Linked DNA regions of Mus musculus: region 2 is linked to region 1. The links are chromatin contacts, found by Hi-C in ENCODE. All regions are on one chromosome and are shown on one strand. The core of a region is the stretch at or near the end of the contact, and the rest is flanking DNA. Distances in the headings are between cores, read along the strand shown.

Evidence for each region. Hi-C counts contacts between places; a loop is a spot of excess contacts on that map.
Region 2: a map of T-helper 1 cell shows a loop between it and region 1 (18-fold over the local background). The contact joins the enhancer-like site here to the promoter of E030030I06Rik in region 1. A Hi-C loop is called at or near these places in 3 of 37 maps with a recorded cell type or tissue (T-helper 1 cell, T-helper 17 cell and T-helper 2 cell).

The regions. Positions count from the first base shown.
Region 1 is chr10:22,146,663-22,151,233 of GRCm38, reverse strand. E030030I06Rik (RIKEN cDNA E030030I06 gene) reads left to right here and starts at 1,964. Exons shown (of 2, transcript NM_001254745.1): 1 at 1,964-2,745. The coding sequence starts at 2,222.
Region 2 is chr10:75,463,471-75,467,436 of GRCm38, reverse strand. No RefSeq gene overlaps it. Among named protein-coding and RNA genes, the nearest start is that of 4933407G14Rik, 16 kb to the right of the region's middle. Within about 2 kb of position 1,561, at least 1 of the 3 ENCODE cell types and tissues checked has a DNase peak (open chromatin) inside an H3K27ac peak, as active enhancers do.

The DNA.
Region 1 (4,571 bases), core at 715-3,214:
CACAGCGCGGACACCCCACACCAGGGTCCTATGCCAGCTTGAACAGATTTCGTGCGTAAAATACCCATACGTTCACTTTTTGTCCAGCTTCCTCAAACTGACTCTACTTGGACAGTCACATTTAAAATTGAACGTGCACCGTCTGGGTGGGATTCCGTGCTGGAGAATGTGTTTCCGCGCCCCCACGTTTATTTCCCCTGTGCAAGTTCCCTCTGTAGCCTCCCGAGGGGTGTGGGTATGGGCCCCATCTTCCCAACGAAGGAGTAAAATGTTCGCCCAGGCTTCCTGCTGGCTACCCGTCAGGCGCGTTAAGCAAGGAGTGTAGTGCACACAGCCCACCGGAATTGAAGCCGCACGCGTGCACTCTTGCTTCACGCCCCAAGTTTACTTTCCTTATTTAAAGCCTTGCAGTTCAAATGCACACCCTGGGCAGGAGCAGCACGGGGCTCCGCGGCGCATTCGTCCTGTGGACGTGGGCGTTATCTGTGCGGGCGCATCTGCCTTTGCGCACACGAGCGGGTCGCGGTCCCCAGGCCTCCCCTCGCTGAGCTGGTGGGGACCCTTTGGCAAGGCTTCCGGAGAAGCTCGTGAAGGATTTCATTCAGTGCTAAGACAGAGAGCTGAGACAGAAAGCAGAAGGAGGCGGCTGCAGCCTTTGTAGTCGCGGAGGAGTGCAGAAAGGTTGAAGCACTATGTCAAACTTTTTTGAAATGGGGTCAAGTCACATTTAGCCAGCGTGGTAAAGCAACAACAACAACAACAAAAGTGGAGGAGGAGAGGGGGCTAGGGACCGCCGCTCCGGTCTGGGTGTGCGTGTGCTGCCCCCTCCGGGAGCCTGGGCTGGACAGGGGCGCCAAGGCCATTGCTCCCGCTACCTATGTGGCCCTCGACCCCCGGGAGAGGCCTGGAGGGTCCTTTATGCAGCTTTTTAGGAAAGCTTTCAAAGGAGCCTGGGGTGTCCCTGCCTTGTCCAGGTGGTGCTATGCTCGCACCCAGTGGGGGTCGCGCCATGTGTTCTTTAATTCCAGGCGGAAGAGCGAGCGGGGGAGGAGGGGTGCGGGGCAGGTAAACGCATGGGGACCTTTCCGGATACGCGGCTGTAGTGGAACAAGGTCCAGACCAGACTAAGGCCGCGGTGGGACGGGAAGGCTCACTCGGTCTTCCCTAAACAACAGAACGGGGATGGGACGCCCGACCGCGCCTGGGACCTAGCCTCCAGCCTTTGGAGAACAGAGCGACTGTCTTGGCTACCAACATTCAGCCGCCAAGGATACCGGGCGGGGGTTCTGAAGTCGCGATACAAGGGAGACCTAACCCTTCTCACACCCGGGAGACCTACGTTTACTGCCCCCACCCCCACCGTCGTAAGGGCGGTTGCTTTTGCACGGGTTGAAAACTTAAGGACCAGTCCCGGTTAGCTAGCAAAGTCCCGAAGTTACTTTTCAGGACAGGACAAGCAAAAGTGTGACGGACCTGCCTTTCCCATACCCTTGCGATCTTTGTGTGTGTGTGTGTGTGTGTGTGTGTGTGCACGCGCGCGCGCGGGAAAGGGAGCAGGACACTTCTCCCCTTCCAGGGCCCCTTGCTCTCCCACCTCTAGTAGCCCCAGCCCTCCCCTACCAGATGGTCTGTCCTCCCTGAGTTTCCACAAGGGAGGTCCTCGGCGATTCGGAGGCAGAATTTCGTCTCCCGCTAAGCTTGCCATACCCCAAAGACCGTTTGTGAGAGCGAGTCTCTTTCAAATGTCTCCCTGTAGAAAAACTGAAAGTAGAAAGGAAGCAATCTCCGAGCAGATGTCTGACCACCCCTACTCGCATACTCGCAGCATTGGGTTACAGGGTCCTAGGAGCCCCAACCCCGCTCTGCGACCCCACATGGGTGAACCCCCGGTGCTTTCACGCCAGTTCCGAACTCCCCCAGGTCGCCCCGTACTCCGCGCGACGAGTCAGGGAGGGCAGCTGAGAACAACGATATAGGTATAAATATTGAGCCGTGACACTGATGCGCCCGGCGCCCCCCTCCCCCGCACTCCGGGCACACTCTGGGCTGCTCCGCACGCCCCCTCTTGTCCCGCTGCGTCCCGCTCGGCGCTCATCCCCAAGGGGCCCCAGCAACCTCTTCCTTTCAAAGACAGCACGAGCCGTGCTGGGGAAGAAAAGTAACTTGGTTTTTCTCCGAGAAACCTGGCCGGATTAGGCAGCCAGGGCGAGTAGAGGGGAGAATGAGGGGAGCTGGTGGAACCCGATGGAAGTCTCCCGGGCAGTCTGATCACACTTTCTCCTTGTCCTCCGGTCTCCTCCTCCTAGGTGCAGAGATTGTGGGCAGACTACGTAATCGCTGCGGAGGGGGAAGAGGAGGGATCTCCGGCGGCGGCGGCAGGGCGCGGAGACTCAGCTGGGCGGAGTTTCGCGGCTGCGCCCGGCTTGCGCCCGCGGGCGAGAAGGTCGGTCCGTCTAGCCCGGGGGCCCCCGAGGCGTGTAAGTCAGAGAGTACGCACCCCGGTTCCTCTGTGCCGCACCGACAGCCTGCAGCCAGCAAGGAGAAGGACAGCCTGGGTGGCGCCGATCAGAGTACGAGTGCTTGGCAGAGATCGGCGAAGGCCCCCGACCTGAAGAATGGCGGCCGCTTCCTGATTCCGAAGCGCCAGCGAGTACAGACCAGTGAGGAGGACTTGCGGCTCTCCACCGTCCGTGAGGTGGCGGTGCTGAGGCACCTGGAGACCTTAGAGCAACCCTACGTGGTCAGGTGAGCCTGGAGCCCTGGCTATGGGGTCCGGGAATGTGCTGGGCAAGGGGCGGCTGGTTGCCCAACTAAAGTTAAGAGTTGAGTTTCCTCAGATAAAACCGGTGACCCTGCTAGACAGGCAGAAAAAGAGACCTGCGGTGGCTCCCCTCCCCCTCCCACACCGCTCTGCGTGCCCCAAGGGGTCTGGGGGCTTTGGGTGTCTTTTAGGGACAAAACCAGACAACCCCAAGCCCTCTAGGACTCAGTCTACAGAATCTTCCTGGGCTGGGTGTTAGTTTTGTTTTTTGGTTTTTTTTTTTTTTCTGTTTGTTTGTCTTTTGGTTTTTTGGGGTTTTTTTTTTTTTTTTTGGTTTTTTGTTTGTTTGTTTGTTTGTTGTTGTTTTTCGAGACAGGGTTTCTCTGTGTATCCCTGGCTGTCCTGGAACTTACTCTGTAGACCAGGCTGGCCTAGAATTCAGAAATCCGCCTGCCTCTGCCTACCAAGTGCTGGGATTAAAGGCGTGCGCCACCACGCCCGGCTCCAATATAGTTAGACTTATAAGTACATTTTTACTTTTTTTTACTACATTTTAATTTTAATTACTACATAAATAAGTAAAAAGCCAATGTAAATAAAGGCCCCCATTGTGCCTATGCTTTAGTTGGGTGGCAAGGGTACATGGGGTGCAACAGCAAAAGATAATGAGACGAGGGAGAATGAGTCTTCTAGAAAGTCAGGTTTTACTAAAAGTGGATTACCATCTGTGTGTCTGTCTGTCTGTCTGTCTGTGTCTTGCACTTCAGAGAGGTCTGTGATCCTGAAAGTTGCTTGCTGGCTTTGAGTCACTCACTACCCTAGAGGATCACTACAGCTGTAGCAAAGGATGAATTTCAACATTAGAATTTAGTATCAAATTTCGTTTGTCTGTTACCTGTGGGGTGTCCAGATAAAAGGTAACAGTCATGTATGTAAATACAAAGTAGCATTCTTCCAAACAAACACCCTTGTATAACCAATCATTGAGTGCAGGTCAATACAAGTCCCTCTAACAGAAGAGTTTTGGCTAGCTGGCTCACCCTGTTCTCCTGTTTTATCCTCTTGTGTCTGGTGTGTCTCTAGATGGTTTTTAGTTGATCCCACAGTAGGAATTTGAATTGTGAATTCAGGAGCATCTGCTTATATGCAAAAAGAAGATGCGCTTTCTAAATTTATTTTACCTCGTTTGACACCTGCCTACTTAGAGTTGTGAGGATAAAGCAAGAGCATAGGTGAAAATCCTCTAAATTTAAAGCCACTTCGGGCACTGGATATGTCAGAGTTTATCAGATCCTTGGCCTAGAACAGGTCCCCGGGAAGGCATAATTCTCCGTCTGACATTTTTACAGAACAAATCAGATTCCTGTTTAGACACAGCAAGACTTGTGTAAGTCCAGCTTGGTGAGTTTTATCATATATATATATATATATATGAATATGGAAGAGGGCTTATGTACAGAGGCAGAAGACCTGTGTCATCGAAGCCCACCCCAGCATGGGTGACAGCTCACAAGGCTGATACCCTAGAGCATACTGTACACTTGCAGTCAGCTCACCGGATTGGAGATTGAGCCTTCCAGGAACCTCCGTTGGTTTCAGACTCTACCAAGCAGCTAGGCTGGTTTCTGCGTTTTGTCTGCTCTGAGTCATTTGCTGATGTGACTCTGCTCTCCTGAGAGGGACACTCATCTCTTACTTGCTTATATGGCAAGGAGGAGCCTAGTGAATCTGCTTAGTTTCAGGGACTTCCTGAAACCCTATTCTGAATTGTTTACTTTCCTGCTTAAGGAGCTTCCTGTCAGATGGGATG
Region 2 (3,966 bases), core at 312-2,811, about 53 Mb before region 1:
ACTGGATATCTCAAATGGTCTTCAGTATTCCCCCAAATCCAGAAGAAGCAGGCTCTCAGGCTAGTAAATGGACTTGGTAGCTTGAGAGCATGCACAGAAAAAGCAAAAGCGTCCCTCTCCCCTGTCCTTATACAGGCTTTGGGCAGAAGGTGCGGCCCAGATAAGAGGTGTACCTTCCCACTTTAAAGATCAAGTAAGGCAAAAATCCCTCATAGGCATGTCCCTCCATTTTGGGGTTCTAGTTGATTCTGGGTGTAGACAAGTTGACAACAAAAACTAGCCATCAAAGTCATTTTCTTTTAAAATGGTGCTTGCCTTATCTTATTTTTACCATTTTTTTTTGATAGAAAAGGCAGTATATCTCATTTACATTTCCCATACAGCCTAGCTTCAGGTTCCACGAGAGAGACTCTCTCTCATAGGAAGAAGATGGAGATTGATGAATCAGGGGACACACACACACACACACACACACACACACACTAAAAGACAAGAAAACCGCAGCTGATTAATCCAGCTCTTGAAAGTGCAGTACCAACAGAAATGTTTTGTACTCAATGAACTTCAGAGGATCCTGCAACCATTTCCATTTTGACCAGAGGGAGAGCACATCCTGTGGTCTAACAGAGATGTTCTGGGTGGTGCTAACACTGTGATTGGTCCAAACGCAAGTCTTGATGACTCTGGTTGGCACTAAGAATCAAGGCCCCAATTGGTTCAAAACACAACAAGTCTCAGTGACTGATTGGTACTAAGAGACAAGACTGTGATTGCCAATGGTTCTCAACCTGTGGGTTGTGACCCCTTTGAAGGGTCACACATTAGATATTCTATATGTCAGATATTTACATTATGATTCAGAACAGCAACAAAAATGAACAGTTATGAAGTAGGAATGAAATCATTTTATGGTGGGTGGGGAGGTCACCCCAACACGAGGAACTGTGTTAAAGGTCCGCAGCATCAGGAAGGTTGACAAGCACAGGAAATGAGTGTGTTGATCCAGACACCCCTTCCTAAGCTACAATTAGTCTGCTTAGGCTAGCTCAGTGAGTCAGTAGGGAGATCCTCTTGTGTTACCCCATGACAGGCTTCTCCCCAGAGATCATTTCTTGTCTGTTTTCAGTGGTGTGGGTTGAGCTGGTGACATGGAGAAAGTAGCAACAGAGACAGATGGCTTGTGGCAGAAGAGAGACAGACTTCTGGTGGTGGCAGTCATGTTGCACCCAATCAATCCTGGCCAGCTCCCTGTAGAGTCCTGACTATGGGAGCTGTCATCTGGCCAGATGCCTGACAGCTGAAGAAACAGAGCCACCGTTTTAAAGCAGCCAGCCCAGGGAGAAGAAGGCCAACAGTAAAGAATTGGGAAGAGAAGGCAGAGAAGTGAGACCATGCAAGGGTAAAAAGTCATAAGGAGCCATGGAAGAGAAACTGTAGGCATTTGTCACTGGAAGAGTTCCAGGGAGCTCTTATGTTTCCAGAGCCAACGGTTTCAAAACCCAGACCGACAGCTTGTAATACAAGCCCTAGCCTAGGGCCCAAGGCACAAGAACTGTAACATTAGAGGGAGTCTGCGCTTGCAGTAAGTAGCTCCAGCCTGCTAACTCCCTCTGCTCACTGCTGCCAAACATGAAGGAGAAATGAAATTTGCCTGAGTCCAGCGTTTGAAGAGCTTCCTGCCTCTCCACAATGTTTAACGGGGTGGAGCAAACGACCCCTCTGCCAGCTGATGGCCGATTCCCTAGGAATGTGGGTGGCCTGGTTGGATTAGAGAATGATGCTTTGGGCAAGAAGCTGCTGAGTTGAAAGCTTCTGCCTGTGACTCCCAGTCATCTCTTTATTGTCTGGCTTCCTATGGTATGATTTAACAAATCAGTTAATATACCTTACCTACTGTGAGAGTGTTAATGAATATAGTTAGCTATTGGAAACACAAGGTTTTTGGGGTACCCAGACAGTTCCATGAGAATTTACTTCCCATTGAGAGAGAGGGTCCTATTCTTTAAAATCCCTCTCTTAGGTCCAACTTCTCAATATTCAGGTTAGAGAAGAGTTAATTCCAAGTATCAAGAGATCAACTATGTCTTACCTGCGGCCAACATACTGGCTTATCTGATATTGTGGTTTTATTTATGATGTCTGGAGCAATGCGTAATAGCCACCTCTTCATGTATAAGGACAGCCTCCAAGAGTTTACATACCTCCTAACTATTTTAATGCCTTAATTATTTAGAGATTGAAGCCCTCTCTTTCTTCATGTGGCTCCATAGTATGGATATTCATAAATGATATTTTGAGTCAGTATAAATGACAACTTATTTCTCTTTCAAAGGCTCCAGAGTTTAGAGCTATTGATTTGGTCTCAAGCAAATATATCTACTATCATCTATGTGGAAGGTTGGGTCATTATTGCAAGCCCGTATTTGTCTTCTGAGGTCTGGAAAGCCATTTCCAGATGGTTTGTCGGATCTGATTTGCTGTGGGGATGGGGTTGGGGGTAGGGGGAGACAACATTAAATACTTGCACACAATTCTGAAGTGGGGGTCAGAGACTTGGAGCTTGCAAGCATCAGAGTAGAGGGGATTTAAAGCCATTGCTGTCCAAAGAGTTACGTTGGGATTATCATATTGTATGTTGGGAATATTTGCCTAACCTCCTAGCAGTCAGCCGGTATCTGTCCTTCTGCTCCGTCAGGATTTAAGACATAATATTGTACAAAATATGGTGATTGGTTGCTCAAATATAATATCGTCAGCTCCTTCTAGCAACTCACAACTGGCTACCGATGCCAGGGCACTCATCCTAGAGGGCCACTGGAGGCTCGTGTGATCTAATTATTTTTGAATCATAAGTTATGGGTGAGAGCGTCTCTCCTAGTTGCTTCCAGGAACTCTTGCTCCCCGTGGTTAGTACACACACTGTCTTGATGGCTTTTACAGATCAAGAATGGACATTAATTGATCTTCGAGAGCTTTAGAAGCAGTTTGATGTACCAAAGCAGATTAGACTCTCAAAAGCTGTTCCTAATTAGGGCTTTTGTTAAAAGTCTATAATTGTGTACCCATATTCTGTAATAGTCTACCCTCTACAGCAGTCTTAACTAGCTACTGATGGGTCTTAGGCTTTTGAACACTGGAATTACCTGTTTTCTGTTGGCTTCTAGGCTTGGCTAACCTGCAATTGAACCACTCATTTCTTATGAGTGTGTGCTTTAGAGGAATATCTTATATCGATATTCAGTGAGGGGATTAAGAGCCTGGATGGTGTTTCCCAGGCAAAATTTTTTTCCTAAAGATTTATTTATTTATTATATGTAAGTACACTGTAGCTGTCTTCAGACACACAGGAAGAGGGCATCAGATCTCATTACGGATGGTTGTGAGCCACCATGTGGTTGCTGGGATTTGAACTCAGGACCTTCGGAAGAGCAGTAAGTGCTCTTAACCGCTGAGCCATTTCTCCAGCCCCCAACCCAGGCAAAATTCTTAAGTCAAACGGGCAATTAGTAAGTTGTGGTGGGTCAGAGTTGCAGGCAGTGAAAAAATTTGCTTAAGTCCAGTAGAGGAAATTAAATGTATTCAGCAGCAAGCGCAACCACAGAACAATAACCTGCTTGTAGACAGTGGTCTGTGGTAGTCTTAATTTAGGAGATAGGATTATTTTTGTGTGTGAGTTCTCCCCTAAATAATTTCCATCACGCAAATGAAGGCAATCCTGATTGGCCAATGTTTATGCTGGGTGGTGGTGGTGAGAGGATTTATAAGGCCATAACCCTACAGTCCTCGGTTATGGTTGATTGGATTGTCCATGTTCTGTCATGTGACCCTTGACTCATGCTATGTGCAGATAGGAACAAGTGTTTTCTTTTATGGCATTATTGAGAGCACTCCTTGGACCAATTTTTTTCTGTGGAAAGTTCTTAGTAGGCACCTATCTCTTTTTGGGTCTCTTCATCATGACTTTCT